Regions from separate parts of the Homo sapiens genome. Here region 1 is linked to region 2. The links are chromatin loops, found by intact Hi-C in ENCODE. Cell type or tissue: A673. All regions are shown on one strand. Each heading gives the region's core, and the rest is flanking DNA. Links, peaks and the distances in the headings are about the cores only.

Region 1 (16,141 bases), core at 2,701-10,700, 680 kb before region 2:
TATCAAGAGTCCACTCCAGGATAATGCCATTAATCCCTTAATGAGGGTGTAGCCTAATCACTTCTTTCTTTCTTTCAAGAGACAGGGTCTCCAGCTATGTTGCCCAGGCTGGAGTGCAGAGGCTATTCACGGGTGCAATCATAGAGCACTATAGCCTTGCATCCTGGGCTCAAGTGATCCTCCTGCCTCAGCCTCCTGAGTAGCTGTGACTACAGATGCACACCACCACACCCAGCCGAATCACATCTTAAAGGCCCTACCTCCTAATACTGTTACAATGGCAATTAAGTTTCCAATACATCAACTTTTGGGGGACACATGCAAACCATAGCACGTTTTTTAAAAAACCATTTTCTCTCTCTCTTTTAGAGATGAGGTTTTGCCATGTTGCCCAGGCTGGTCTCAAACTCCTGGGCTCAAGCGATCCACCCACCTCAGCCTCCCAAAGTGCTGGGATTATAGGCATGAGCCACTATGCCTAGCCAGATCTCTATCTTTTAACTGGGGCTGTTTAGACCATTCACATTAAAAGTGATTATGGATATCTTTGAATTACTATTGACCATCTTTGTAATTATTTTCTATTTATTGCACTTGTTTGTTTCTTTTTTCCTTTCTTTTTCTTCCTCCTTCATGCTTTTAAAATAAATACAGAATTCTGACCCTGAGTTTTAACCTGAAACAAAAATTGGGGAAATATTATTGAAGAAGAATTTGAGAAATAATATCACCTCCTATCTATTTTGTCAGCATAATACTTATGATAAATCTTTGTTCTCAAGAGAATACTGTCGTGTAATAGAGTTTCACTATTTTGGATTTTAAATGTTTTTCTTTCTTCTCCTGGGAGGGCAGAAGTGATGTGTTTTTACTCTCTCCAGGGACTGGATCACAGGTATACACTTTTACTGTTAGGTTTGTGCCATATATAATTGCTTTTATGAATTACCTCATAGGCAAACTGCTTGCAGTGTACCACATAAATCTTATTCTTGCTGTTTTAGTGATTTGATGGTCAGGAATAAAATGAAAAATGAAAGGAGCTGAGCTGTGTGTTCTTAATTTCAAACCTCGTTTCAATCAGGTTTGTGGAATAGGCAGGACTGTAGTTGACACTTTAGGGAGCCAAAGGGAGGAGAGCGGCATTTGCTTTCTGTAAAACTCTCTGGAATTTAAGGTAATACTTGACATGAGTTCTTTTCTCCGGGCACAGATTTTCATTTCTAGACAATGTCCTGTAGATGGTGCCATTGCCACTCCTCACAGGGTAGAAGAACGGGCTTCTCTACGGGCTGAAACGAGGCAGAACTTTGCTAAATAAACCGTTTGATAATAGAGGAACCAGGAAAAGCTGGTTGTCCTTACCTCTTTACAGATACTCTTGCCAAACTGCCAAAGTCTAGGGTACTTCCTCATTCTGTAACCTTTTTTTTCCCGCTGCCTGGTACCTGGTATCTGTAACCTTTTCTTCTGCTGTCTGGTTCCTGGTATTGTAAATCACTCTCACCTGTCAGAGATGCCCCCTCCGTTTGGCTTCTGAGAGGTGGGATTCTCCCCTTTCCTGCAACCCCTCTCACCAGCTCCTCTCTCTCCTTGCCAGGCCTACTGCTCCTTACCTGGCCCCATGAAGGATGCACAGGCATTTCCCAAGATGCTGTCCCAGGTCAGCTTCCCTCCTCTGCATACACCCTCCTGTGAATCTCATCCCTTTCACATCACTGTATGTAAACCACCCCGAGCTTGCTTCTCTAGAGCCTCCCTTTTCTCTCCTGACATCTACACCTCTGCTTAATTCCCTCATGGAGATCTCAGCATTACCAAAGAGAAAGAGTCCCAGAAATCAACACAGGGGGCTGTACCAGCTCTGGAGGGATGCAGGATGGTAGGAAGCATAAAGTACATTATTTTTTTGAATTATTTTTTATGGATACATATTTATACCTATGTATGGGGTGTATCTGATATTTTGATACATGCATTGAATGTTTAATGATCCAATCAGGGAATTTAGGATATTCGTCACCTCAAACATTTATCATTTCTTTGTGGTGGAAATGTTTCAAATCTTCTCTTCTGGCTATTTTGAAATATAACAATATATTGTTGTTAATACAGTCACCCTACTATGCTATCAAACATTAGAACTGATTCTTTCTATCTAACTGTAAGCATTAACTAAATTAATGTAAAAGAAGCAGCAATTCAGAGCCACCTTGCACTTCCTGGAGAGGATGGGTGGGACACAGGGTACTGTGTCCCACCTGCTGTCCCAGGGGGTGGGACAGGTGATACATGGGTTAGAAGCAGATTCTGGGGCTGGGTGCAGTGGCTCACGCCCATAATACCAGCACTTTGGGAGGTCGAGGTGGGCAGATCACGAGGTCAGGAGATCGAGACCATCCTGGCTAACATGGTGAAACCCTGTCTCCACTAAAAATACAAAAAATTAGCCGGGTGCGGTGGCAGGCACCTGTAGTCCCAGCTACTTGGGAGGATGAGGCAGGAGAATGGTGTGAACCCGGAAGGTGGAGCTTGCAGAGAGCCGAGATAGCGCCACTGCCGTCCAGCCTGGGTGAAAGAGTGAGACTCCATCTCAAAAAAAAAAAAAAGAAGTAGATTCTAGGAGGAAAAAAAAGAAAAGCTACAGGTCCCTTGGCATTGCTTTATTTTTCCCTGGACTTGAGGGCTCATTGATGCATACAATGTACAGTTCCGGAGCAGATTTCTTCAAAGGAACCCATGACCCCTTTAAACATTTCTGAGCTGTATATGCACATAATTCCTAGGTTCTCAGCAGTTTGTGATTTCTGTGTGGGTGTTGCTGGGGCTGGGGTGGGGTGGGTTCATCCTTTATCGTCTGGGCATCTTGAATCCACTTAGTTGTCAGGTTCACAGCCTCAGGCTCTGTATCTGCCCTCTCCTTTCCATCGGGACCCCAGGTCCCCCTGACCCTTCTCACCTCTTGCCTGGATTTTTATTCCACTGGCAGAGATGTGCTTTCCCTACCTGGGGTTTTCTTGCTGCCATCCATCTCAAACTGCGTTAATCTTCCTAAAACACAGCGCTGCAGCTGCTGTCCAAAACTCAGGGCCTCCTGCCTGCCTCCACCAGTGCCTCCTCTCTTTTATTTAAGATTCAAGGCCCTGAACTCTTCAGCCTCATTCCCCACCATCATCATCACCAAAGCTTTAGGCAAATTAGACTCTTCACCTTCCACAGAGTGGTCCTGCCCTCTCCCCACACTGCACCGCTCTCTGCTCAAGTTCTTCCTGCTGTCCCGGAAGGCCCAATTCCTCCACCTTTGCCTGCTGAGGTCCTATGTGATCCTTGGCCCATTTCACAAGCCACGTTCCTCTCTCAAGGCGCCCCTACCCCAGGTACCCTGCCTGCTTGACAGGCTTCACAGTCCACTCTGTTGTCCATGATTTCAGTGAGCATCTCTTCCCAGAACTGGAACTCAGGGGCCGAGATGTGGTTTTCAAGTCATCCATTTACCAAGCGGATGGACCATAGACAGAATGATTAGGATGGACCATTCCCTATCTTTGGAATTGGAGATGATTCAGAGTGTGTGTGTATTAAGGAGGAGGCAGAGGGATGCAGACACAGGGAGGGAGGCTCACATCACAAACTGCTACAGGAGATGAGGTGCTGGTTTTAGGCCCACATAAGAAGGTACTCCAAGAGCCACCAGGTCTCTTAACTCCTGCTAGAAACCAGACGCCAAAGGAACCAAGGAGAGGGCTCAGCCTTGACAGGCAACTACTGGAGGGCTATCTCTCTCCCTGTCTCTCTTTGCACTTGGTGGTGTCCCCAAGGAATAATATGCTAGAAACAGACTCATGATTCAGATGCTCCACAAAGGTTTGTTATTTAAATGATTTTTCCCAAAGAGAATAATCTAACTTATATTTTCAAAACCGTGATGGTCCCATACCAGGTATGCTTAGAGTGGGCCGCAGGGATCAATAGGCATACTCTACCCCCTGAGGAAGGGCAGAGCACTTTCTGGTGCTTAAGTGTCATGCTCTACCAACTGAGCTAGCGGGCGATGATTTTCTGGTATTTAAATGATAACGCTTGATATGGTTTGGCTGTGTCCCCACCCAAATCTCATCTTGAATTGTAGCTTCCACAATTCCCACATGTTATGGGAGGGACCTGGTGGGAGGTAACTGAATCATGGGGGTGGGTCTTTCCCATGCCATTCTTGTGATAGTAAGTCTCACAAGATCTGATGGTTTTATAAAGGGGAGTTTCCCTGCACAAGTTCTCTTCTCTTCTCTGCCGCCATGTGAGATGTGCCTTTCACCTTCTGCCATGATTGTGAGGCCTTCCCAGCCACGTGGAACTGTGAGTTCATTAAACCTCTTTCTTTTGTAAATTGCCCAGTCTCAAGTATGTCTTTGTCAGCAGTATGAAAACGGACTAATAGAACAACCCACAGAGTCAGAGGCACTGAATTAAATCACAGAGCCTGGGCCTGACAGCCCCTTCATTATAGTCTTGTCCTTGAAACTGGACCCTTAGTAACTCCATTTTATAGAAAAACTGAGGTCTAGGAAAGTGAATAAACTCATCTCTCGCAGGGAAGAGGTTCTGGGGCTGAGAAAACCATATCTCCTCTTGTTAGAGAGTCATGATTTTTGAATATTGTCTTTCCTTTGACTTGTGTTTAGTTGGAGGGGAGTTTACAGCATTTATTTTCAAATAAGTCGCCAGTGACATTTAAGTGAAGAATTGGTATCTGCCAGAGGCCATGGGTCTAGAAAGGTTGAGTGGGATGGCCAGGTGACATTCCATACCTCATCTGCTCTGTGGCCTCTCTGGCTACAGGAAGGCTATGCTGAATTCTGTATCCCAGAATATCTTAAAGGCACGCACTTTTACTACAGACCAGGTTTAACCAACTGCCCACCAGGATCTGGGGAAAACCTCAGGCCTCTTCTGCAAAGCAGCAGCTGAAATTCACCTTTCTTCTCCCATGGCACCTATCTGCCTTCAAAAAAGTGACATTTAATTACACACACACACACACACAAACCCAAACAAAAAAACGTATTGATGACAAAGCATAAGTGAGATGAGCTGAATGGGGCAATTAGTTTTCACCTTGGTCAGGTATCTGTTCTCATCTTATTGCACCTTATTGTGAAATGTATATTATCATCAATAGAGGTGGGTTTTATCAGGCTTCAGTATCAAGGATCTTCCATGAATGTTGAGAAGACTTCGCTATTCTGAGTTTCATTTTCCACTGACCATGATGTTTTGCACAACTGACACCACAGGCCAAGGGTTCTTATTACTTCAAAGAGCTGCTTGGCATATCTGGAGGATTCTGTCCCTTGATATTGGGAATATTTTGATGTTTGGGGGTTGTGCTAAAAACTTCCTTTAGCTGAAGTCCTATGAGTAAAAGCATACAGACGCTCATGGTTCTTTTATCAAAGCACTGTGGGGGCACTTATTTTTGTGACACATAATATTCTTTCAGAACAACAACCATAGGAACCATTAATTTACCTTGAATTTACCACTTCACTAGCACTCTCTACTGTGTTATGTGCTGAATAGCTGTCAGAAATGCCACCTTAAGTGCTCACATTTTCTTTAAGCCTTTGGTTATTCAAGATAAAATTAAGGGAAGAGAAGATAATCGCAGAGCATCGTTTATAAGTGGGAGAGGCACAAAACACTATGTTTAAATGACCATGTTTTGGATTTAGGAAGCAACAAAGAGCTTGATGTTTTCAATTCTGATAAGGTATAATTACTGCTCTGAGAGCTCCACTCAGTGGGAAAATCTCTGAAATGTGAAGTCCTTTGGCTGGTGGACGTAATAGCTTCTCTACTGCTTTAGCTCAAGGGCAACATTCATTCTGATGAATCCCTGAATTTAAAATCTGAATGCATTAAACAGATAAAGCTAGCAAGCCTTTATTTTCCAAAGGGGTTCTACTGCTGTCTCTTCTCTCCTGCCCTTTAACAGACACCCTGTCCTGACCCATGAATCAACCAGGTGTTATGGAGCACTCAAGGTGAGCTGGGGCCAGCTTCACTATGAGGAGTTTGCAATCCATGCTAGAGCAATCACTGCACTTTTAAAAACAGTTCCCCAGGGCCTAAATCTCTATTCAGAAGTCATTAACTAATTTACCAAGGGCTTAAAGATATGCAGGGAGCGGGGGCACTCTGCAGACAGCAGGCATCGGGTGTTCTCGTCCCAATACGCTCTTCCTTCCTCTTTGCTCACCCCACATTCTGCTCCTCTCTCCATCCTGCTCTTCCAAGACTCCTTCCCATTATCAAGGATGAGGCTTCCACTTGAGCACATAGTATTTTTTTTATGGCAACAGCTTAAACCATTAGGTCATTTTCTGTGTGTTTAACTTTTAGATTATTGTTTCACCTGTTTTGCAATTGTGCGTTTCCCCCCTTAATACATAAAAAGCACCTTGATGATTGTGAAGAGAGGGAGAAGTAGCATCATAATATAGTGGAAAAACATGAGTGTTGGGTGTGGCCTGGCCTGTATTTGTATCTTGGCTCCATCACTTTCTAATTATGTTGTCTTCAGAGGACTATGCAATCTCCCCAAACCTCAGTTTCCCCAGGCATCACATGAGGATGATATCTACAACAGCTATGGTTGTTGTGAGGGTTAAAATAATGCCTGTTAAGTGCCCAGGACATAGTAGATGGTCAATAAATAAGAGCTCTATTGTTAAAGTTCTGCCTCTTACTTTTTTGAATCCTCCCTACCTACCCACCCCATATGGTAGAGACAGAGTTGCTAAAGATTGTCTACTAATATATGTGAACTGAAGGTGAAAGGTTGAAGTTCAAATATACAAAATATATAAAAAATATACATACCCCTAACTAACAACAACAAGACACAGATAAAGCAAATATGGCAGAATGTTAATAAATGTTAAATATGGATTATGGGGTATCTGGGTTTTATTCTTTCCACTATTCTATATTAAATTTTTTTTGTGATAAAAGGTAAAATAATAAAAGCCTTAAAATATATACACACTCTGAGAAGAAGGAGGTTGGTGAATTATTAATTTTTTAGTAAGTTTAGAAAGTCCAAAAATGCTTGACATATTCATTTTGAGGTCTTTTATGCCTAAACTATTTAATAACATGTAAAAAAATTCAAAACCATCATCTACAATCACATTCATAAAGTTAACAAAGAAGACAAGAATAGATATGAAAAATACTGAATAAGTATAATAAATCTTATTAAAAGTAACATGAAAATCCATGTACCCTCAGGTAATGTGTATAAAACTCCATGCTGCAGGGTGAGGACCATCCTGTGGACTGTTTCATGGGAGAGCCACCAGGGGATGCTAAAGAGTAGCATTACGGGGAACCACACAGCAAAAGCACCATCACACCATTCAACCTGACCCTAAGGAGCGCGAGTCCGTCCCTGAGAGTCACACTCATTACTACACCACTTGGGGGTCTGGGAGCATGGATACAGCAGATCTGTTTGGCCCGTGGTGAGGAACATACCTTGCTGCAGGGGCAGAGCTGCCTGCAACCAGCACAAGTGTGAGGCTGCTGTTGGCACCTAAGTGTGGCATCTTAGAATCCCTGGACGCTGGGCTGAGGCTGTGTTAGAGCTGACAACTTTCACAGCTACTCTGCCAGGAGCTATAAAGCATGGGGCAGAAAAGGGAGATTCTTATCTGGGCTTCTAATTCTTTTTCTCTAGTGGTGAGGCTTACTTCCAACACATATTTAAATTAATGGCATCAGCATATTCAGGTAAAAATATATAGCAGCAACTGAAGAGCTATACTAGAAAATTATTTTCATTTTCATTTTAAAAAATGTATTTTGAGATGGAGTCTCCCTCTGTCACCAAGGCTGGAGTGCAGTGGAGCAATCTCGGTTCACTGCAACCTCCGTCTCCTGGGTTCAAGCAATACTCCTGCCTCAGCCTCCCAAGTAGTTGGGATCACAGGCACGTGCCACCACACTCGGCTAATTTTTTTAATTTTTTTTATTTTTGGTAGAGATGGGGTTTCACCATGTTGGCCAGGCTGCTCGAGCCTGGCCACTGAAAATTATTTTCTTAAATTATTTTTAAAGTACATTCCAGGCCAAGCTCTTCAAGGGCTTTGACTGTGTTTTCACCTTCTCCCACTTGAGAGTAAAATCCTTGAGGTAGATCCTGACAGATTTCTTTGTACTCAGAAAAGAATGTTTGATTGAATATTTGTTAAAAAAGTGCCTTTGCCAGCTGGGCATGGTGGCTCATGCCTGTAATCACAGTGCTTTAGGAGGCTGAGGCAGGAGGATCACTTGAGGCCAGGAGTTTGAGACCAGCCTAGAAAACATAGTGAGACCCATCTCTATAAAGCATCTTTGCACATTAATTCACTACATTCTCACAATGACTTTGTGAAGAGTTATTATGAATTCTATTTTAAATGGAGAAAACTGAGATTCAAAGTTAATGACTCAGCCAGGGGGAAAGAGAACAAGGACAGGGATGTTATTCCTACAGTGATGATGACGAAGTGCACAGAGGCAGGAACTTGCTCAAGGTCTCACCACTGGATAGGGGCAGAGATGGAACTGACTCTGGGTTAGCACTGCGTCCTCTCTCCACCAGAGCATGCTGTGCAGATAAATATGCTACAGTGTACAAAAGATACACGTGCATTCCTTACAGGATGGAATTCTGGCAGGGCCTTCTAACTGGTAGAACAAAGAGATCATGCATTTTCAGGCTATACAGGTCATGCTTCCTCAAAGCTGGCATGCTTGGCTCAGACAAGATCTCATTCACAATAATAATGCATGGGTTTCTCACAAGGGTGACATGGGGTACCTTGGGTTCTCCTGACCTGGTAACTTCAAAGGGCTCCATTGTTGAAGGTTTCAGGGCTGCTTTGCCTCTATTTTCCCAGGTTCTCCACCCCATGTCACACCTCCTGGTCTAATTCAGTATTACTAGCAAATTCTCAAATCCATCACCTTAAACTACATGGCATGCATGACGGCCTGCATAAAAGCCACTGATTATGTTCAATTAGGACTTTAACTTTTTAAAAAAAAAACATTTTATCTTCTGTTTTTTCTTCTGGCATTTATCTGGAGAGAAAGATAGCGTAGAGATCAGAAAGACAGAGAAAAAAATACATTGTGTGGGAGGTGAAATGCCACGGTCATTTTTGAAGCCCATTTGGAGTTACTGGTTGTGATTTACTGAAAAGAAAATGAAATTCATGTCCACCATCCATCTTGCTGAAATGTCATGCCAAGTGTAGCTGTAGTAGCAGAGAGGTCCAGTGGAGATGCCTGCAAATCACCTGCCAGCCGCTGTTGGTCTCTGGTTTGAGAGCCACATGCATGCTACAGAGAAGTAAAACTCCTGGTCTGCAGGCCAACAAGGAATTTTCCTGGAACATGGAAGTGCATAACTACAGGGAACTGACCCCTAATTTTGGCAGTTACTCTCTCCCCTGCCATGATCCCAAAAGTGGGGCCTAAAAGTTCCAACTTCTAAAACACGGAACATATTATCAATATATTATATCAATATCTATTGCTTTGTCCATCATATGAAACCTTTATCAAGGGCTTGTTCTGACTCTTTGGATGATGTCTGGAAGGCAGAGTCCCAGAGCAGGCAGTGTGACTAAAACAGGGTCACTGAACTTCAAGGAACAGCCCTGTTTTCCTCTTTAGGTACAACTTGACAGTCAGTGGGAAATACGACGAATCACCTTCCCTAATTACAAAAATGCTCATCTTGACCATGGCCAGTCAGGCCTCTTGGGCTCCTTGAAGACGTGTTTGTAACTTTAATTCTTACGGGGGGGGGGGGGTGTTCGGCTACTTTATGCAAGCTTACCAGATCACGTCATGCATCGTGACTAGACCAGAAAGGAAGGTATGAAATTCACATTGGCCATTTTCTGCTGGGGTTAAAATTCTGGTTGGGGAGGAGGCTGAAACTATTGGTAAAATGGAAATTTCAGGGCTGTCTACTCATCTTGTCATTTAATACCACAACAGATTGATAAATGGCTCTTTCTGTTGAAAGCTTTAAACAAACAAAAATAATAACAACAAAAAAGAGCAGCTCAGGCTTCTATACTGGAGTAGAGGGGAAGGTGAAGGATGTCATAAAAGGCCAAAAAGGAGCTGCCAGGGGACATGGAGCCACTTCACATTCTTCTGCTTTTCTTTTCAAATTGACCAGATATTTCGTTAATTCACTTTCTTATTTGGAGAGCATTTATACAGCACTTTTACTTCCTCCCATGTATAGATACCAGGAGGTCCATATGTGCATCTCAAAAATGTGCACTTATGTTTATGCTTTTTCTCCCCCAAGCACACCTTGGTGACTTCAAGGTGGAGAACAAATGCAGTGGGACACTAGGCTCCCACCTCTGTTCCCTGGGGAAAGGCTGGGATGCTTATCTGCTCCATGGTTAATAACAGATTCAGTATACACACACAGATCCAGACATTTGCAGAGGAGAAACCAACCTCCCTGCATTTTCAGAAAAATTGAGGGCACAAGGAGAATCCGAACCTCACCCCATGCTGCTCTGGGAACTGTGAGCATGGCCTTGAGAAGAGTCCCAGGCCAAGCACATTCCATTGCCCATCAACAGCCGACGTGAACGGTACTGGGGCCCTGTCTCCCTTTGTTGTGATGTGAGCAGTAATGTCGGAAAGTGACCATCTCCCCTCGAAAATGCAAACTACCACACGCTCCATTTCCTGCAAAGATCCCACCTTCAAAAATGTTCCTGTATATCCTTTCCTTTCATTTTTTACATAATTTCGTATTTTGGAATGAAGATTATTAATGATCCTTCCCAGACGTATTTCTTTCACACCTAAGGATAAACGTGGCTCCCCAAAGATGATGGGATGCCTCAGGAGATTCTGCCTGAACTCCTGAAAATCCAAACTCCACTCTGATCAAAACTCAAACCCAAAACAGCAACATACACAAACAACCGTCACCATCACCACACTCTCCTCCAACCAAAATGCCCTTGGACCTTCACGAAATGGGGCCTCACCTTTCTAAAGAAATGCTGCGTGGCCACGGCGAGGGCATCAAAGCCGCAGATGGCCCTCTTCAGCTCCCCTTGCGCAACGCCCAGCTGTCTGGTCTGCTGCTCACACCGCTCCTTCAGCCGCAGCACCAGCTGCCGCTCAGCCTCACGGGCCTGCGGGTCCGGCTTGGGCGGAAACCCATTTCGAGCTGCCGCAGTCCTCTGCTTTGGGTATCCTGTGAGAAAGAAAACCAAACCCCGGTCACCTGTGAAAAAACACTCAGTACACATGTGACAACGGCTTCTTATTACACAAGGAGTTCTTCAAGTGGTAGAGAAGAAATTGCCCACGGTTTGTCATTTTTAAGGATTGAAAAGAAAAAACAGTCAGGGACTAAAATTATTGTTCCATTAATGTGGTTGTTAAGTGCAAGGTTTCGTGCTTGGAAAAAGGATAACAGACAAAATTGCCAAATTCCTTCCAGCTTCCGACACTTCTTCTAGGCTTGCTTGGAGAGAGAGAAGCTTTTTTTTTTTTTTTCTTAAAGGAGATTACTCTTTGACAATGTCTAATGGGAAATTAATCAATCAATCCAGATAGAAGTCAGACTTATAATCGTCTAGCAACCTTTTAATTGGGCACCAGAGAATAACACCTCGATGCCCCTTTCTTCGCCGTAGAGGCTGCTCTAGTGACCCTTTTCTTCAATGTCACGTCCAAGTCACAGCCCTGGCTACCGCTGCTCTAGCAACTCCTGACTTTAAATTCCTATAGCACCAATGTATTGTGAGGTCTCCTGCAACACATCCCTCCAATGTGACTTGACGCCTCCTCCATGGCTAAAGGTGTAGTCTGAGCCGCCATCCCCTCTCACTCTCTGATGGGAAGCCCTGCTTCCTCTCTTCCTTCACTACGCCACAGCCAGAATGACCTTTGCACACGTGAGGCACGTCATCACTTGTGTGAACCCCTCTGCTCACTTTCTCTCACGATGAATAGGAAGTCCACACACCTTACCATGGCCGGCAAAGCCCTCTGTGACTTGGCTCCTGCCAGGTGAATGTGAGGGGCTGTGGGGCCACAGAAGACGGGGCAAGGAGCTCTGCCTGGGGTTGAGGACAGGGTTTTGGGCATTAAGGAGAGGTGATTTTTAGGTTGAAGCTCAAAAAAGAAAAGGCAAGGTCCCCCAAAATAGCACAGAGGAAAGCACTCCACCACAGTCCAAGACCCGTGCATGGGCAGGCGTCTTCCTCTGGTCCCTCTGTAGGAGGCACAGACAGACCTGGGATGTGCAGGCGGTCGGAGAACCCCTGCTATTGACAATGGGCTTACATCTCAAAGGCACGTTCTTTCCTTCACTCTAGTAGATTACACTCCTAGAGGACATGACACAGACACTGACCAGCACAATCATAAATCCACTAATATTTCAAATGTTTTCTTCCTCTTCTGTTTTCCTCTCCGAGATACCAGGGAGCAACATATAAAACAAACCAGAAAATGGTAGCCCCTTCAGTACCTGGTGTACTGAGACAATGCAGAGTAATGGGTTTGTGAACGTGCAAGTGGCCTCATCTTTTAAGGGGAAAGTGGTTAATTGACCTAAATGCTTCTAGTGGTTAAGGGTAACCATGCTAATTTTAATTAATTCCTTCTCCTCCTAAAAAGTCATCAGAGATTGCCATGTAACCTCACATATGGCATATCGTAAATTATTCTGACTTAATGGAATAGGAGAATGTGAAATCACTGCTTCATAGAAACTGTGTTTATGATAGCAGAATACATAATATTCCAGAAAACTCACTTGCTTGTTGTAGGCAAATCAACCTGAATATGTACTTTATCTCAACATTCTCAGTGCTGAAAACAAAACAAATATGACTACCAACTAAACATCATCAAGAAAAGGTGAGAGATTTTATTGCCTGCATTAAACTCTAAGACACAGCCTAAGACCAAAGATAGATATTTTTTTCCCCACAATTGCTGTTTTCCATTTTATTGCTGTGGCTCGTGATTTTATAAAACACTTCAGTGCTTTAATTAATTTGTTGAGGTACCAGGTGCCTGACACTGTTACAATAGAAGGCACTTCTTTTAGAAATCTAAAGGAAATAATAAAACAATTTCCAGCTCAGTGAATTAGAGCTAATTGTAACCTATGGTACAGAGAGTCACCTCTGAGCTTGTGGACGTTAGCAGGCGCTCACACTGTCACGCATTTTTGGCTGTTAGATTTATTTCTGGGGAGGATAGCTCCTAAGAACTACCACCTTTAATAACAATAATAATAATATCATCATCATCATCATCATCATCATGTTAGAAATTATACTCAATGGTAAATGGAGAATATAAAAGGATTCAGTGAAATTCTATTCTTGGCACTTACTTTGATATTGGTGTCATTATTATATTGCTTTTACTCACCTATTCAAAATTCCAGTGTTCTACTGAACAACAGTGCAAAAAGCTCACCTCTTCTTCTGGGGCCAGCGAACAACCCGCATTCTGAGCTAAGACAGAGGCTCCTCTGACAACACCCACTTTTGGGATCAACACACCAAGTGAAAGTTTAGCCGCTCTGTGACACCAAACTACCTTGTGAAACCAATCCTGGTTCAGGACTGGTGGCACTCAATCACTGTCAGAGCACAGATCAAGGCTCCGGCACCAGTGCTAAGACTTTAGGAAGAAAAAGCTGAGAAACAAAGTTGGTTGTAGAGTTCTCTATTGCTTTAAGTTGAAAAGGGTCCTGCCATTCTCTAAACATATCCAGCGTGACTTTGCCTAGGACTAATAATCATCGTACTGTCACTGGCAGTCTTTTGTCTTCGCTAAAAACAGTATTCTTTCTCGTGCTGTCAATCTTTGTTACTACTTCTATAGCTGATTCCCTGATGTACTGTCTGTCACCCCCTTTCCTGTCCACCCACATGTCATACCGTCCCCAGGGTGAAACAAAAAGATCGCAGCTCAGGCTCACTGCCACCTTGGGGACAGAGAGCTTATGTTGAACGAAGATCACTGACATGGCCAGCTTCAGCTGTTTCAGAACAGGTGTTTGCTTCTCATTTTTCTCTCAAGAGCTGGCAGACAGTGAAGCTAGAATGCACATCTGCTTAGGAAGTACCAGGTTTGTATCGGATAATTAGATGGCCAACTTCTGGAGGGTGGTGGTCACAGACAGCTCACAGGGCACATGGTGGGTCTGGGATGAGAAGTGGTGTTGGTGTGGTGGTGACCCACTCCTGACCTCTTTCCCATCATATTTCTCAGGAAGAGCCACCATGCAGGCTTTAAAGGAGGGGCATGTCATGTTCCCCCATGACACTTTTAGATGTAGGAGTGTTTTGTCATCACCTCCTTCCCCACTGCTTGAAGTATTTCTATTGTTTCTGGGGTGGTCTAAGGTTCAAAGCAGCAAAGCAGGCAGGCATGCCACTGACCTCACCATGCAGGCAGCCAGAACCTACTTAGACTCTTTCCAAAGAAGCAACACTCTGGTCCCCTACAATGTCTTTCTGATTTCCACCCAGCTGAACTAGGAAATGGATATTAGTGAATAGAGGCCTTCAACACAGGGCTTATCAATGGATTCAGAATCTTTAAATGAAGGGAAAATAGAGTAGAATTGCCAATTTCTTACTGACTGGCCCTAGTACACTACCGAACTGTTAATGAGCTTTATCTCCAATGTACTTCCTTTTCTGTGTGAAATATACAAGCAGAAATACCTAGATTAGTGTTTCGTCATGACCTACACACAAAGCTGATTTCACATGCATGCTTCATGTCATGTGGTTTTTGGCGACAAAAACATTTGACACCTTCTATTCAGCACATACTCTGTGAATAAGACTGTGCAAGGCACAGTGGGAAATGATAAGAAATACAGCCAGTCCTTGCCCTCAGGCAATCCATTGTCCTGTAGGAGCCTGGCCAGGCCTGGCTGTTGGTCTTCTGACCACCTTGCCCAGGGCTCTTACCAATTAAGCACATTGCTGAACCACTCTACAACATCTCTAACAGATCTCGCTGGTTTGGGTGCATACTCTAAATCTAGAACACCCTCCTGCCATCTAAATGTTACCCCAATCATAATCTCTTTGTAGCTGGTCCTACTGGCTACATAACTCTGGTTAGGAGAAGATAGAATCCATGCTGATCTCAGTGGCAGCTGGCAACTGTGAGGTCTCCAGGGAGAAGCTGGTGACCTTCTACAGCACAAAGGTGGATGCAAACAGTTTGCGTGCAAAGGCTAGGCGTTGCGTGCAAAGGCTGAGCACTGGAGAGGACACGGCCCTTGAAAATGGAAAGAAAATATTAAAAATTCATCGGCAGCCATCCAGTCCCTATCCAGAGGATTGTAATGGATGAAAAAGCTTGGTTTAATTTTAAAGCTGGAAAGCTTAACTGACACAATAACAAATAGTGCAGCACGGGAACCTCAATATTTATAACATCAGAGATGGCCCATGACCTTCACACCATAGATAAGAAGGCAAAGAATTATAGGACAGAACTTTGATAGCTTCCCACTTAAAGACAAAGCAGTTCACGGGTTTGGTCAGCATCGTGACAGACAGCAGGACACTCTAGGGAGTCCCTGCGCTGAGTTCTTCATGGACTTGGACAGGCTTTATTTTTATCAAACCAATCTAAATTTATTTCAAAAAATTTTGCCCAGTGGCCCACTATTTTCCTACTTAGTACTGGCAATGGCTTGGCTGGGGTGAGCTGGTGGTGGGGAGAAGCTGAGCAGATGGCTTGTGGGTGGGGATTTCCTTCCAGCTGGTCTTAAGTACAGGTCGGGGCAGAAATTACAAATTTGGGCAGCACCAGGCCATCCCATAAGTATGCCCTGTAGGAGCAAGGTACTCCCAAGGTAGGAGCAGATTCTTTTTTATTTTGATGTACAGAAGAACCAGAAAAACAGGAAGCTACAATCAGGGTTTCCAGATCTAACAATAAACACTTTGTTCATATAACCCACTCTCTAGACAAGATAAAACGTGGCATACAGTATTTTCAACTTTAGGAAACTTATTGTGATTTACAAGAAGTACAGGTGCTATTTATC
Region 2 (16,141 bases), core at 3,145-11,144:
ATTATGTAATGATAAAAGAATCAGTCCAACAAGAAGACACTACAATCCTGGATTTATATTTACCTAACACTGGAACTCCCAGATTTATAAAACAATTCCTACTAGACCTAAGAGATGAGACAGACAGCAACACAATAATAGTGGGGGACTTAATACTCCACCGAAAGCACTAGAGAGATCATCAAGACAAAGCCAACAAAGAAACAACAGACTTAAACTATACCCTAGAACAAATGGACTTAACAGCTATTTACAGAACATTCTCAACAACTATAGAGTATACATTCTTCTCATAGGCACACGGAACATCCTCCAAGATAGACCATATAACAGGCCACAAAACAAGTCTCAATAAATTTAAGAAAATTGAAATTGTATCAAGTATCTTCTCAGATCAGAGTGGAATAAAACTGGAAATCAACTCCAAAACTATATAGATACATGGAAATTAAATAATCTGCTCTTGAATGATTTTTTGGTTAACAATGAAATCAAGTTGAAAATTTAAAAATTCTTTGAAATAAATGATAATAGTGACACAAGTTATCAAAACCTCTGGGATATAGCAAAAGCAGTGCTAAGAGGAAAACTCATAGCATTAAATACCTACATCAAAAAGTCTGAAAGAGAACAAACCGACAATCTAATGTCACACCTCAAGGAACTAGGGAAACAAGAACAAACTAAACCCAAAGCCAACAGAAGAAAAGAAATAACAAAGGTCAGGGCGGAACTAAATGAAATTGAAACAAAAAAAATACAAAAGATAAATGAAACAAAAAAGCTGATTCTTTAAAAAGATACACAAAATCGATAGATCATTAGTGAGATTAAGAAGAGAGAGGTCCAAATAAGCTCAATTAGAAATGAAACTGGAAATATTACAACTGACCTCTGAAATACAAATGATCATTCAAGGCTACTATGAACACCTTTATGTGCACAACCTAGAAAATCTAGAGGAAATGGATAAATTCCTGGAAACATATAACCCTCTTAGATCAAATCAGAAAGAAACAGAAGCCCTGAACATACCAATAACAAGCAGCAAAATGGAATCATTTATTTAAAAATTGCCAATGAAAAAAGTACACGACCAGATGGATTCATAGCTGAATTCTACTAGACATTCAAATTGGTACCAATCCTACTGAAACTATTCCAAATGATGAGAAAGAGGGAATCCTTCGTAAATCATTCTATGACACCAATATCACCCTAATACCAATAGCAGGGAAGGACATTTAAAAAAAAAGAAATCTACAAACCAATATCCCTGATGAACATAGATGCAAAAATCCTCAAACAAATACTAGCTAACTGAATCCAACAGCACATCCAAAAGATAATACATCATAATCAAGTGAGTTTCACTCCAGGGATGGTTTAACATACACAAGTCAATAAATGTGATACATCACATAAACAGAATTAAAAATAAAAATCATATCATCATCTCAATAGATGCAGAAAAAGCATTTGATAAAATCCAGCATCGCTTTAGGATAAAAACCCTTAACAAAATAGGCATAGAAGGGACTTACCTCAAAGTAATAAAAGCCATATATGGGAAACCCATAGCCAACTAGCCAACATCATTCTGATTGGGGAAAAGTTGAAAATATTCCTCCTGAGAACTGGAACAAGACAAGGATGCCCACTTTCACCATTTCTCCTCAACATAGTTCTAGAAGTTCTAGCCAGAGCAATTAGGCAAGAGGAAGAAATAAAGGGCATCCAATTTGGAAAAGAGGAAGTCGAACTGTCGCTATTCACTGATGATATGACTGTATACCTAGAAAACCCTAAAGACTCATCCAAAAGGCTCCTACGTCTGATAAATGAATTCAGTAAAGTCTCAGGTTACAAAATCAACATACACAAATCAGTAGCACTGATATACACCAACAATGACCATGCTGAGGATCAAATCAAGAACTCAATCCCTTTTATAAAAGCTGCAAAAAACAAACAAACAAACAACCTAGGACTCTACTTAACCAAGGAGGTGAAAGAGCTCTACAAGGAAAACCACAAAACACTGCGGAAAGAAATCACAGATGACACAAACAAATGGAAATATGACCCATGCTCATGGATGGGAAAAATCAGTATTGTGAAAATGACCATACCGCCCAAAGCAATCTACAGATTCAATGCAATTCCCATCAAAATACCATCATCATTTTTCACAGAACTAGAAAAAACAATCCTAAAATTCATATGGAACCAAAAAAGAGCCCACATGGCCAAAACAATATCAAGCAAACAGAACAAATCTGGAGGCATAAAGTTACCGGACTTCAAATTATACTGTCACAGGATCCTTAGGGTGTCGCTTTTCCAGCTGGAAGCCTCTGTGGCTGTGGCGCCTTTGCGGGAGTTTTGTTTGGGCCCACTGGGCTCATTCTGCCCACTCGGCCTGGCAGGCTGCGCTTGGCTTGTGCCACCAGCCCAGATCCCATTCCTGCCAAGGGCAAGCCAGGCACAGTGTGGCAAGGGGTGCGTGAGTGAGCGAGCACGGGGTCTGGCCACTGTGCACAGGCAGGCACACTGGCTGCTGTGGCGGGGCAGACAGCTCCAGGCACCCGCACAGGCACTGGCTCTGTGCGAGGCTGTGGCTGGACCAGGCATACCGCAAGTAGCTTCCACTGCAGGATCCAAGAAATGTGGTGGCATCTGGAAGCTTGGAGATGCCAGGAACCACAGGGTTCCAAAGAGGGTATCACAGCCCTGGCTCGGGGAGCTCTTAGGTCTGGGCTTCCCAGAGGGCCACAGCTCTTCTCTCCTTCTCCTTCTCACAACATGGCCAGTGGGTTGGGGGGTGTGTTTCAGCCCTGTTTGTGTTATAGATCTTTCAGTTCTGCCATTTGTCAGGTCCCAAGTTCTTGTTCCATGTCCAGAAAGAATGAGGTACGTGGACAACTGGCAGGTGAGCAAGGCAAAGAGGTGCTTTACTGAGTGACAGTACAGCTCTCAGGAAACACGAAGTGAGTAGCTCCTTTCCACGGGCAGGTCATCTGGATGAGTGCAGCTCTCAATGGAGAGGAGACCTGGAGTGGGTAGCCACTATCTGCAGGCAGGTTATCCCGATGTCTGTGCAGCCCTCAGCAGAGAGGAGATATAGAGTTGGTAGTTCCTATCCGCAGGCAGGTAGTCCCTACACCTCTGCAAGTCTGGCTGAACCCAGTGCTTTTCTGGGCTTCAGAAGGGAGAAAGTGTGTGCTGATTGGTCCATGGGCAGCCATGGGCCGGCCCAGAAAAAGCACCATTAAGTTCTTACTCCATCCAGGCTGCAGACTCCTCACAGAACTGACAGCCCAGCCCCCACGCTTCAGGCCATCCCTGACTTGAAGGTGTGGCTTCACTGGAGACACGCCCCTTTCTGCCCAGGAGCCTGTCTGCGTCCTGCTGCTGTAAGTCATGTCATCCATGGTGCCCAGGCTGTTTGTGCGGAGGGCCACCTGCAGGCCCATGCCAAGCCACCCTCAGCACCACCTTGGCCTCCCTCTCACGTTTGTCGGCACCCAAAGTCTGGAGGGGGCCTAGGTGGCAGGGGGGTGGGATGTCATTGCCACCCTGAGCATGCACACCCGGCCGAGTTGTGACAGTACCCAGGTTCAGCCTCAACTTTGCTCAGAAATTGGAGCAGGTGCCGGGAGCAGCAAGAGGCCAGGCAGCAGGAGCAGGCACTCCCAAGCCTGCAGGGGCGGGAGACCTGGAGTGGGTAGCTACTATCTGCAGGCAGATTTATGGAAGAACACATCACCTATGAAGTGACTATTTCAAAAATAATGAACCTGAACCTTATCAAGATTGTAGATTCAACTAGCAGTTTATAGGCAATACTAAGGAAAGAAAACAACATGTTAGACTATCACAAACAGGCAGACAGTGAAATCTAGACTGTGGGAAACTATAGAGCAACCAACTTGGTTTTTTCAACAACTAGCAAGACAAAGAAAAATGAGATGGAGGTGGAACCCATATATTTGGACAATTGGCACAATTTATATATGACACTTATTGGACCATTAGGAATTTGAACGATGGGTATTTGTCAGGAATTACTGTTAATAGTTTTATGGTTATGCTAGTGTTATAAACTGAAATATTTACACATGAGATGTCTAGAATTTCTTTTAAGGCAATATTGAGGGGAACAATGGGTGTAAAATATAGATGAAACATGATTATTATTGAAGACAGATGATGGGGACATGGGATTATGTTGTATTTTTCTACTTCTGGATATTTAAAAACTTCCATAGTAAAAAGTTTAAGAAGAACAAATGTGCACCACTCCTTGTGCCTTATCAGTTTCCTCCATCTTATCTTCTCTTAAATTTTATTTATTTATTTATTTATTTATTTATTTATTTTTTTGAGACGGAGTTTCACTCTTGTTGCCCAGGCTGGAGTGCAGTGGCGCAATCTAGGCTCACTGCAACCTCTGCCTCCCTCTGCTGTTTTGCTTCCTGGTTTCTTTCTTAGCCTGCTCCAGGTTCAAACAATTCTCCAGCCTCGGCCTCACAAGTAGCTGGGATTACAGTGCGCCACCATGCCCAGCTAATTTTGTATTTTTAGTAAAGACAGAGTTTCGCCATGTTGGTCAGGCTGGTCTTGAACTCCCGATCTGCCTGCCTCGACCTCCCAAAGTGCTGGGATTACAGGCGTGAGCCACCGTGCCCAGCCTCTCTTAAATTTTCATACCCTAGTGCCTACTTCAAAGCTACCACACAGAATGGAGCAAGAACCACCACTCCCGATCTCACTCTCGACTTGCTCATGCTGTGATGGGCAGAACATTGGTAGTGTTAGGGTCAGCAGTTGTTCCCCTTATGGCCAACATGGTATTTCTTTGGCCGTAATATCTATGATTATGATAACAAAAATATCTCAAATTATATTTGATACTCTGAAATAACAATGAAAAATGCTAAAATTAAATTTAACATTTTGACATCAGTCATTTTCAAATTGAAGTCCTGCTCAATAAAATGGTTAGGTTTAGGCCATCAAAAGGGTACTGTGTAGAAATAGACTCTAAAGCATTTAAGAAGAATCCATGAGTGCATAAGGACACTTGAGGAGAGGAAGAGAGATGTGGGGAAACTCTGCTTTACAACTTGTCAGCCAAAACAAGTAGAAAAAGAATGCCACGATTTTGTAGCCCTCTTTTGACCCCCATGACCATGTTATAAATGATTTGGGCAAAGATTTTCCATGGATACTAAAACCTCAGTGAAAAGTTCTTGGGGAACAGGATATACACAAGGTCTCAAATTATTGCTTCACAGACTACTTATTGATTACAAAAAGAAAACTGTACTTTTACAGTAAAGATCTCTGATAGCCATCACCCATTAACCAGGTGATCAAACTTGGCATCACCAGCAAGCGGGACACCCTGATATTGTATGACCCCTGATGAGCTGCAGTAAGAAGCAGACATCGCCACCGCTGTGGATGTCCTGCCAAAAATGTTTCTCCTGAATTTACTCACGAGGAAATAAGACAATATGTTAGAGACATGAAGGTTATATGGGTGCTTTTGTTATTATTCTTCTAGATTTTCTCTAATTTTGAAATTTTAAAAATACAAAAGTATTGAGTTAAAATCAATTCATCTCTCCAAAAGTGTGGCAAAAGTCAAAGCAGAATTCTACCTGATCCTCCACTGACCCAAAGCCATATCCTCCGTGACCTCTATTTTGTCACAGTGCTGAACAATATAACTTTTTCCTGTCTCCATTAAGCCAAGACATTGAAAAGCAGCAAAAAGCAAAGTACAGCTGACAAAACAGGTCTACTGGCTCCAGAAGTAACTTCCAAATCTGGAAGCAAATCCTAAACTTTCAAAACTTAATTTTTCATCTTTAAAGTTTTTAAAGTCGGCTGGGCACTGTGGCTCACACCTGTAATCCCAGCACTTTGGAAGGCAGAGGCGGGCGGATCATGAGGTTAGGAGTTAGAGACCAGCCTAACCAACATGGTGAAACCCCGTCTCTACTAAAAATACAAAAATTAGCCAGGCGTGGTGGCAGGTGCCTGTAATCCCAGCTGCTCAGGAGGCTGAGGCAGGAGAATCGCTTGAACCCGGGAGGCGGAGGTTGAGTGAGCCGAGATCACGCCACTGCACTCCAGCCTGGGCGACAGAGCGAGACTCTGTCTCAAAAAAAAAAAAAGTTTTAAAGTCCATTACACTTTTTCAACCTGAAAAAACAAAACAAACAAACAAAGACAGCCACTTGGGAGGCTGAGGCAGGAGAATCGCTTGAACCTGGGAGGTGGAGGTTGCAGTGAGCCAAGATTGTGCCACTGCACTCCAGCTTGGGCGACAGAGTGAAACTCTGTCTCAAAAAACAACAAACAAAAACAAAAACTAGTAGTATATTCTCATTCTTTAGGAATATTTAAAGATCTATAACATATTAAGTATAGGTTCTTAATGAAGCATTTCTTGTATATGAAGGAAATTGAATTTCAATTTTGAAGTCATGAGGAAAGTAAGTCCAACAAAGTGTCACAGCATTTTTTGTTTTATTGAAACAGCAGGTCAAAATTTGGTTAAATTTGACTCTGGCCACACTTCTGAAGAGATGAGTTGATTTTAACTTATATTTAACTTATATTTCATGTGTTTGAATAAACACATTTATCCAACTGTAGAATCCAATGAAAGAATTATATTTCACATAGTTCTTCCATTTTTCAAAAGCACTTGTTCAGATCGTTTTTCTCATTCTTGAATGTCTGCATTCAAAGAAATAACAAGCTGGGGGCATGGTGGCGTACACCTGTAGTCCCAGCCACTCAGGAAGGTAAGGCAGGAGGATCACTTGAGCCCAGGAGTTCGAGGCTTTGGTGAGCTATAATCATGCCTGTGAATACCCACTGCACTCCAGCCTGGGAAACATAGCAAGACCTCATCTCTAAAAAATAAAATAAACAAAGGAATAACACAATGTAGAAGAGCACTGAGATGTATTCCCTGTCCTCCAGAAAAAGGGATAACACCCATGGTAAAGGGCAAAATTAAGAAAAAGTAATAAGCCTGTTATTTACATTCTGTAGAGTGAAAAGTTGTGTTTAGTGCAAGAGCCATCCCGTGGTGTGCGTGTTCAATTATACACCAAATCCCCAACACTTCCAGATGGTAATAGCCACCAACTCCTTTGTTCTCATATATATTAAAAGGCTTAATATAAAATTAGATTGTGCCATTAGGTATGCTTTTTAGTATTAATAAATTTTAATCAAGGACTGTGATATCATGACTAGAAGCTTGGAATCTACAGCCCCATTCAACCAACCTCATCGTCTAGGAAGGGGAGAGGGATTGGAGAGTAAGTTCATAATTGATCATACCTACAAGATGAGGCTTCTATCAAAACCCCTGAACTTTCAGGTTGGTAAACACGTGGAGGTGTCCGGAGGGTGGTGTGCCAGGAGAGGGCATAGAAGCTCCTAGCACCTTCCCCCTTACCTTGCCCTATGCATCACCTCCATCTGGCTGTTCATCTGTAGCCCTTGCAATATCTTTTATAATAAATAGATAAATGTAAGTAAAGTGTTCCCCTGAGTTCTATGAGCTGCCCTAGCAAATTATGAAACCCAAGGAGAGGGAAAGTGGGAACCCCAATTTGCAACCAGTCGGTCAGAAGCACAGGTCACAACCTGGGAATTGCAATTGGCAATTGTCACTAACACAAAGGCAGAGCAAGCAAAGAAAGGGAATAAAGCATATAAAAGGTTCTCAACGTGGAGAGCTTTCAAAAAATATACTTCCTGGGATCCATTTCAGACTAGTCCTACTGGAATTTATGAGATTAAAATACTGACACTAAAATTTCTTCAAGATTCCCAGCTGATTCCTATAAGCATCCAGGGGTGAGGGCCACTGGTAACACAAAGGTTAAAAGAGGAGAGAGGAGGCAAAAAGACCATCAGAAAGTGTTATTTGTGATTACCAAGTTCTATATTAAAGCCTCACATTTTCCATTTAAACTACACTCTTAAACACAGTACCCTCTACTGGTCAGGAAGGGTTATCTATTATTCCTAGGTTTAAGGTACAGAAGAAATCTCCAACTTCCTTAATTAAGGAGAATATATGTAGAAGCAATTAGTGAATCTTTATTATTTCTACATTTTCTTATTATTTAAGTGTAAAGTGGGCTGGAGAACACTGTATTAGCAAAGACGATTCTAAACTTAATCTCAATAGGTAAGAGCAAGATATCTATTTTAAAAATGTGTAACGGGCCAGGTGCAGTGGCTCATGCCTGTAATCCCAGCACTTTGGGGAGGCCAAGGCAGGAGGATTACTAGAGGCCAGGAGTTCAAGACCAGTCTGGGCAATATATAGCGAAACTCCATTTCTATAAAAAAATAAAAAATTAGCCAGGTGTGGAGATGCACCCCTGTACTCCCAGCTACTTGGGAGGCTGAGGTGGGAGGATTGCTTGAGCCTGGGAAGTCTCAGCTGCAATGAACCATGATCTCGCCACTGTACTCCAGCCTGAGCAACAAAAGAAATTTTTTAAGTGTACTTGACTTTTCTCAAGGTTTGTCAACTTTAGCAACTACTGACATTTTGAACCAAATGATCTTGGTTGCAGAGTGCAAACTGTATGTAGATGGTTTTAGAATGTTCATAAGTAAGTTTTTTAAAGACATAGAATGCTACTGTACAAATATAAATTGTGAGTTTTAAATTCATTTCCCTTTAGTGTCTTCAACTAGTTACAAGACCATAAATTGATGCTGATGTTCCGTGCATTTTAGGATCTTTAGCTGTATTCCTGGCTTCTACCCACTAGATGCCAGTAGCAGCCCAACCCCAAAGTTGTAACTCCAAAAAGTCTCTAGACATTGCCAAATGTTTCAAATCAGTAATTTATCTAATCAAAGATGTTCCTAAGAAACTGATAATCAAAATATACTTTTAATTGTAAAAGATGATCCATTCACTAATGTTCTAAAAATGTAAATTTTTATATATCAACTTCATAAAGAATACCTTACAGTATCTTGTAATATATAAATTAAGAACAAGAAAAAATGAGTTTTACTTTTCTTTAACAGTGTTGCTTGGCAATATATTAATTACATATTAAGTCTATGAAGTAAAAGTTTAACCTACATCTACTGGTTGCTTTAATTTTTCACTTAAAGACCAGACCAAAATCAAAACCTTGGAACTTCTACTTTTCAACCTGAAATAATCAAACAATAACTATAATCCTAAAATAGCACTGACACAGTAAATATTATTCTTATGAGTGTTAATGGACGACACTGATATATCTCATATTGTAATCAATTTGAGAGTTGCCACTGAAATCAATTAAAAATGTTTATTCTGAAAGATGCTACTATAAAGTTTATAGACTCAAATGCTTATAATGCTTAATCAAAACTAAATTTACAAAAAAACCTAGAAACAGGTTGAATTGAAACCTGTAGATCATTTTATAATATTCATGAGCAACAACTTTTTTAAAGACAAAGGCTACTGTTTTAATATAAATTAAGAGCTTTAACATGATCTCCCTTTAGTGCTTTTAATTGTCACATGGCTGTAAACCAAAGACCCCTCCAAATTTTAAATGATCACTGATACTACTTGAGCAGAAATTCTCAGGTGTCAGTACTTTTAATGTTGTGTACATCAAATTACAGTACAAAGATGACTATAAACAAGATGCAGCCCTCGGTTTCCATGAACAGCACACTATTACAGTAAACCAAGTTTATATTCCACCATCAAGTGTGGCTCTCCCATGACTTCGCTTTGTGATGGATCTGAAAGCAAACAAAAACAAACATTTTAAAAGACTCTCAAAAAAGAGATACATTCAATGATTCTGCTTACATAAGAATCCAGAAGAGTCAAAACTAACCTAAAGTTATAGAAAACAAACCAGTGATTGCCTGGGGCTGGGGTGGGGTGACTGACTGAAAAGGGACCAAGGGAACTTTGTGAGGCAATGAAAACATTCTACTCCTCTGTTTAGGAGACCAGGTTCCATGTTAATTAAAACCCACAGAACTGTACACTTAAAAATAGGTGTACTTTATTGTATGTCAATAATATCTCAAAATAGTGGATTTAAAAAGAAAAAACAGATTGACAAAAGTTTTTTTTTCAAAGTTCTTAAGTTTTCTAGTGGCTTCCCACAGGACGGGAAACAATCTCTTAATTCACAAAAATGTTTTATCTGTATTGTCTTCTGACCTGTTGTATCCACACAAACGTAAGAATTCTTAAGAAAGAAAACCTTTAAAAATCATCACTTTTGTGTTTACAGATGAGTCAGACAAAAGCCTTATTTTAACTGTGATTATACACCTAAAAGAACTTTTAAAATTAATACCAAGCATAAGCTTCCTAAAGACAGAGACTTTTTCTTTGTCCTCTACTCAACATAGGACTAGAAACAGAATAAAAACCTAATGAACTAAATCGTAAAATCACTTTGTAAAAATGAATAACCCTGCACATAATAATGGTGGCTACCAAGAGGAACAGTTCAGTACAATGTGGATGTTTCCTCACTGGACCTCCTAAGAGACTGGAGATTAATAAACTGCTGTGTATATAAAAGGCACTCAAAACCTCAACTTAAAAAAAAAAAAGGCAATATTTTTGACTACATAGAAAGACACGCAGAACAGTCTGGAAGGACAGACTAAACCAAACTAAAACAGCCGGTAATTAGGGAACGAGAAAAATGGGATTGAGGGTCACTACAGCAAATCTGAGTTTCAATGGTAATATTTCAAATTTTTGCACAAAGAATATACTCATTTATGTAACTAAACTTTTCTCCACACCCTGCTTTTTAAAGCTTCTTTAATAAAATGCATTTATTAAATAAATCACTTGCACCAAAAGACAGCATATCATGTAAGCAAGGCACTGGTGGAGACGGGTTTTGCATCTGTTGTACCACAAGCTCGCCGTGAGACTCTGAGTGAGGACTGAGCCTCTGTGAGCTTCCATTTACTCATCTTCCAGTTAGGGGATTAGAGTACATGAAAGTCCCCTTCCAGCATTAAGAAAAAGTCTATTTTTGATTCTACTAGTGTCCTTATACGTCCTTCTTAATCTTGTAAAATGTACAGAATTAACTTGCCTAAGTACTTCACTGATAAGCAGGCAAAAAAGTCATCATCTCCAATACTGTCACAGTCTTTACACAGTATTTAGATTAACAAGCTACTCTCTGATTATAGACTTAACACTGTGTTTTGTGTCAAAGGTGATAAGAATGTGATCAACATGACCCTTAACTATGGATCAAGCCCCCTATCAGGTACTGGGAACACAACTGTTAACAAGAAAAAAATCTCCAGCTCTCCTGACACGTATATTTAAGTTGGACAAATAATAAATAAGAAAAATATCACATAAGTGTTATGTAAAGAATTAATATAAGGCAGGGTGACAGAGCGGGGATTACTTTAGATTAGGTAGTTGATATGGTTTGGATGTTTGTCCCCTCCAAATCTCATGTTGGAAATGTGATTCCCGGCCAGGCGCGGTGGCCCACGCTTGTAATCCCAGCACTTTGGAAGGCCGAGGTGGGCAGATCACGAGGTCAGGAGATCGAGACCATCCTGGCTAACACGGTGAAACCCCATCTCTAGTAAAAATACAAAAAATTAGCCAGGCGTGGTGGTGGGCGCCTGTAGTCCCAGCTACTCAGGAGTCTGAGGCAGGAGAATCGCTTGAACCCGGGAGGCAGAGCTTGCAGTGAGCAGAGATCGCGCCACTGCACTCCAGCCTGGGTGACAGAGAGAGAAAAAAAACAAAGCCATGTGATTCCCAGTGCGGAAGGTGGCCCTGTAGGGAGGTAACTGGACCACAGAGTTGAACACTTCATGGATGGTCTAGCACCACCCCCCGGATAAGTGAGTTCTTGTTCTGAGTTCACACAAGTTCTGGTTGTTTAAAGCTGTGTGGCAGCCCCCTCACTCTCTTGCTCCCTCTCGCCATATAATTCACTGGCCCCCCTTTGTCTTCTGCCACGATTGTAAGCTTCCTGAGGCCCTTACCAGAAGCAGATACCAGCACTATGCTTCCTGTACAGCCTGAGGAACCATATGCCAAAATAAATTTTCTTTACAAATTACCCAGCTTCAGGTATTTCTTTATAGCAATGCAAGAACAGACTAACAGTAGTTAACGGAGGACTCTCTGAGTAATATTTAGGTTGGGATCTGAAAAATGAGGGTAAACTATTTGAGGCAGAAAGGAACAGCTAATTCAGGTCCCTAAGGTGAAGCCCTAAGTTAACCGTATATTATGCAATAACAGTTCCCACAAGAAAAAAACTACCCCAAATACAGTGGTCTCACTGTAATCATCTACCAGGTGGATAAAAATCATCTACCTGGCCGGGCGTGATGGCTCACGCCTGTAATCCCAGCACTTTGGGAGGCTGAGGCGGGCAGACTACCGGAGGTCAGGAATTTGAGACCAGCTTGGCCAAGATGGTGAAACCCTGACTCTACTAAAATACAAAATTAGGCAGGTGTGGTCGTGGGCACCTGTAATCCCAGCTACCTGGGAGGCTGAGGCAGGAGAATTGCTTGAACCCAGGAGGTGGAGGTTACAGTAAGCCGAGATCGCGCCACTGCACTCCAGCCTGGGTGACAGAGCTAGACTCGTGTCTCCAAAACAAAAAAAATCTACCTAAACAGGTGATTTTTCCTAATAGCTACCTTAGAGAGACACAAGGAATGAATTTTAAAAGATGCCCACAAGATAGCAAGTGGCTTATTTTTTATTTTTTGAGATAGGGTTTCACTCTGTCGCCCAGGCTGGAGTACACTGGTGTGATCCCTGCTCACTGTGGCCTCAAATTCCTGGGCTCAAGTGATCCTCCTGCCTCAGCCTCCTGAGTACCTGGGACTACAGCTGCACACCACTATGCCCAATTAATTTAAAAAAAAAAAATTGTAGAGACAGGGTCTCATCTTACCCAGGCTGGTCTCAAACTCCTTGGCTAAACTGATCCTCCCACCTCTGCCTCCCAGAGTGCTGGGATTATGGATCTGAGCCACCACATCCAGCCAGCTAGTGACCTTTTTAAACATATAATTCCATCACATTACATCCTTACTTAAAACTGCTCAATGGCCTTTTTTTGCATTCTGAAGAAATTCTAAACTTCTTTTCATGGTCTGTAGGCCCTGATTCATCTGTTCCTTGCTGAGCTTTTTGATCTCAACCTTATTCTACTCTCTACTTTGCTCAAAACATGCCAGCCATATGGGCCTTCTTAAAGTGCTCTTATATATGCTGGGAGACAGTTCTCTATTGGTCTCTCCATTCTGCAAGCTGGGAGCAGAGACACTAAACTGCCTTTGTTCTAGGCTATCTTTCCAAAGCCGTTTCAGCCTCATAAGACAAAGCAGCACAGGACAGGCAGGTTTACTGCCAGTTATAAGGCTGAGGTGGCCTGAACATGGAGTTCCTCTCCTCTAACGTAACACACTCAATGTACAAGGCTTCACCTTACCCTCTTCTTAGCTGCCCCATAGGAAGTGGGGCTAAGGGAACCAAAAGAAATGCTGATACTCTGGCTACGCTATTGCTATGAATAAGAAACTGTCCTTTAGGAGTCTCTTGTCTTCTGCCAGCATCCATGAATTCATGGCAGGCTAACAAGTTAGCTTCAAAGTAGAGTAAGATCTCAAACCGTTCAGAGTTCTTCAGCTGTTCTCAGGTTACATACCCTGAACATACTCATCTCTTCTGTCTGAAATACTCTCCTTCTACTTCTAGGTCAATGATTTCATGTTTCTTTCAGAAATTCACTTCTGTGTTGTATTCCCAGAGGTATGTGCCCTCCCAACCCAAAAACATCCTTTTTATTCCTAGAATTATCAAATTGTATATTTGTGTTTATGTGTTTATCTCCCCCATTTGAAAGCACAGATATTTGTTTTGTTCACAGCTGTATATTCAGAGCCTAGCCCAGTGCCTGACACATATTTGACTGACTAGATAAATGCTCCTAAGTCCCTCTCCCTTTCTTTAAACAGAATTACAGAAGCAGATTTTTAAATGAATGCTTTTGTAACTAAAGACCTGAACTATCACCTTAGTAGTTTTAAATAAGGTCTAAGTTCAATGTAAAAGCTTAAGAATCCCAGCTTTTCCTGCATCCAAAATGCTCCCTCAGGGAAGATTCTGAAAGGAGGCTCACTAGACTTCTGTTATGTCCACAGCATTTCCTTACCGGACATCAGCAGCCAAGCAAAACTAATAAAACTTAATCCTGTTGGATATTTTTGTTTCTCCTGCACTGCTGGGGCATAACGAGCAGAGGCAGCATTGGACAGGATTGTATTTGTTTATCTTCCTCAGGACCAGAAAAAATAGAGGATGCTGCATATATTGTTCTTACTTAAATTCATTTACAATTATTCAGGGAATTTTATTAAAAATAACAGATTCGGCCGGGTGCAGTGGCTCACGCCTCTAATCCCAGCACTTTGGGAGGCCGAGGCGGGCAGATCACAAGGTCAGGAGTTCGAGACCAGCCTGGCCAACATGGTAAAACCCCGTCTCTACTAAAAATACAAAAATTAGCCGGGTGTGGTGATGGGTGCCTGTAATCCCAGCTACTTGGGAGGCTGAGGCAGGAGAATTGCTTGAACTCAGGAGGCGGAAGTTGCAGTGAGCTGAGATTGCGCCACTGCACTCCAGCCCGGGTAACAGCACAAGACTCCATCTTGAAAAAAAAAAAAAAAAAGACAGATTCCTCTTTCCTATTTATCACCTGTAGAAGTACAAAAATTACTTTTTTGGGGAGCTACTTTTTAAAGAAAGATTTATTTTCCAGTTGTTTAAAATGCTAGTCAAAAAACCCCAAAATCAAACTAAACACACAAAAACAACACCAGTCACATCCCAACAATGTGAATTCTGAAATAATTATCATTGTTTAAGTCACCCTAGGAATATCAGACTGACATATTACACTTGAAGCTCAGGACATGAAGTGAATAACCACCATTACTAGACTGAAATGACTATGTACTCTTAGAATTTCATAAATAATTTTCACTTTTTTTCTTTTTATATTTTTAGTAGAGACAGGGTTTCACCATGTTGGCCAGGCTTGTCTCAAACACCTGACCTGAGGTGATCTGCCCACCCCGGCCTCCCAAAGTGCTGGGATTACACGTGAGCCACCGCACCCAGCCAATCTTCACTTTTAAAAACAGTTAAAGAACAGTTACTACCATTAAACTTTATCTTAATGCAATGAATAAAGTGAACCCAATCAGCTGTAAGTTCCATGAGGACAAGAATTTTGCCTATTCTTTTTGCAGCTGTTTGCCTTTTAAATTACAAGGGCTCCATAAAAAGGTGCTGAATGACACTTACCATTAAGAATATCCTCAAATCCAATAGTCTCATCATTACCCCTCAAAACATCCAGTGAAAGATTTGAGCTTGAAAGAAATGGAAGACGCTGAACCTTTGGGGAAAAGTATGAAGGGACAAGATTAGAAAAAACTCAGGGGAAAATGACAGAATATATAGTCTAATTTCATGTTCTTTATTCTTTGTTTGAAAATTCGCAAAACCAAATACAAGATCAATTTAACAAGTGGAAAAAAACACTAGTTCATATTTTAGACACAAACTAAGTTGTAAAGACACTGAAATTATACTTTTCATTAACAATAATCCTACCTGGTGTGCATGTATTTTGAGGCTTTGCTTCTGCTCAGGAAAACTACGGCATATACCATGTAATGAAATGCAAAATCCCAGAGCTTAACATCACGCCTCATTCCTGATACATGTAGGATGATCAAATTCCTGAAGAAAGTCCAACTCAATAGGTTGCTTAGGCTGGTCTCAAACTCCTGGGCTCTAGTGATCCTCCCACTAAAACTGGGATTACAGGTCCATGTCACCAAGCCCAGCTAATGCAGATAATTTTTGATATTCCCACAGACTACCAAAATAGGTGGTCTTTGACTAAATGATAGTAGTATTTTAAAGATAATCACACCGTTAGAATCTAAGAGGGCAGTTTCTCACATTCCCCCCACCCCCAACAAAATGTATCCAGACTAAATATATTATTTTCAATTACTAATGTTC

What was found. A loop is a pair of places that touch in the nucleus more often than their neighbours do. Peaks named below come from ENCODE experiments on the same cell type or tissue, not always from the same donor. Only the 100,000 strongest peaks of a DNase experiment are listed, where the experiment ranks them.
Region 1: a loop joins it to region 2, with 4 times the contacts of the local background. A loop is called at or near these places in 4 of 110 quality-filtered maps.

Annotation. Positions count from the first base shown.
Region 1 is chr13:29,354,411-29,370,551 of GRCh38, reverse strand. MTUS2 (microtubule associated scaffold protein 2) reads right to left here. Exons shown (of 16, transcript NM_001033602.4): 8 at 11,079-11,290. Among named protein-coding and RNA genes, the nearest start is that of MTUS2-AS2, 110 kb to the right of the region's middle. RefSeq lists a silencer at 7,306-7,600 and an enhancer at 7,416-7,635. In A673, for the core only: a CTCF peak has its summit at 7,350 (motif pointing right); a DNase peak (open chromatin) is centred at 7,381.
Region 2 is chr13:28,671,704-28,687,844 of GRCh38, reverse strand. POMP (proteasome maturation protein) reads right to left here. Exons shown (of 6, transcript NM_015932.6): 5 at 15,413-15,506; 6 at 8,886-9,810. The coding sequence ends at 9,743. Among named protein-coding and RNA genes, the nearest start is that of POMP, 21 kb to the right of the region's middle. In A673, for the core only: a CTCF peak has its summit at 8,042 (motif pointing left); no DNase peak of the experiment used is centred there.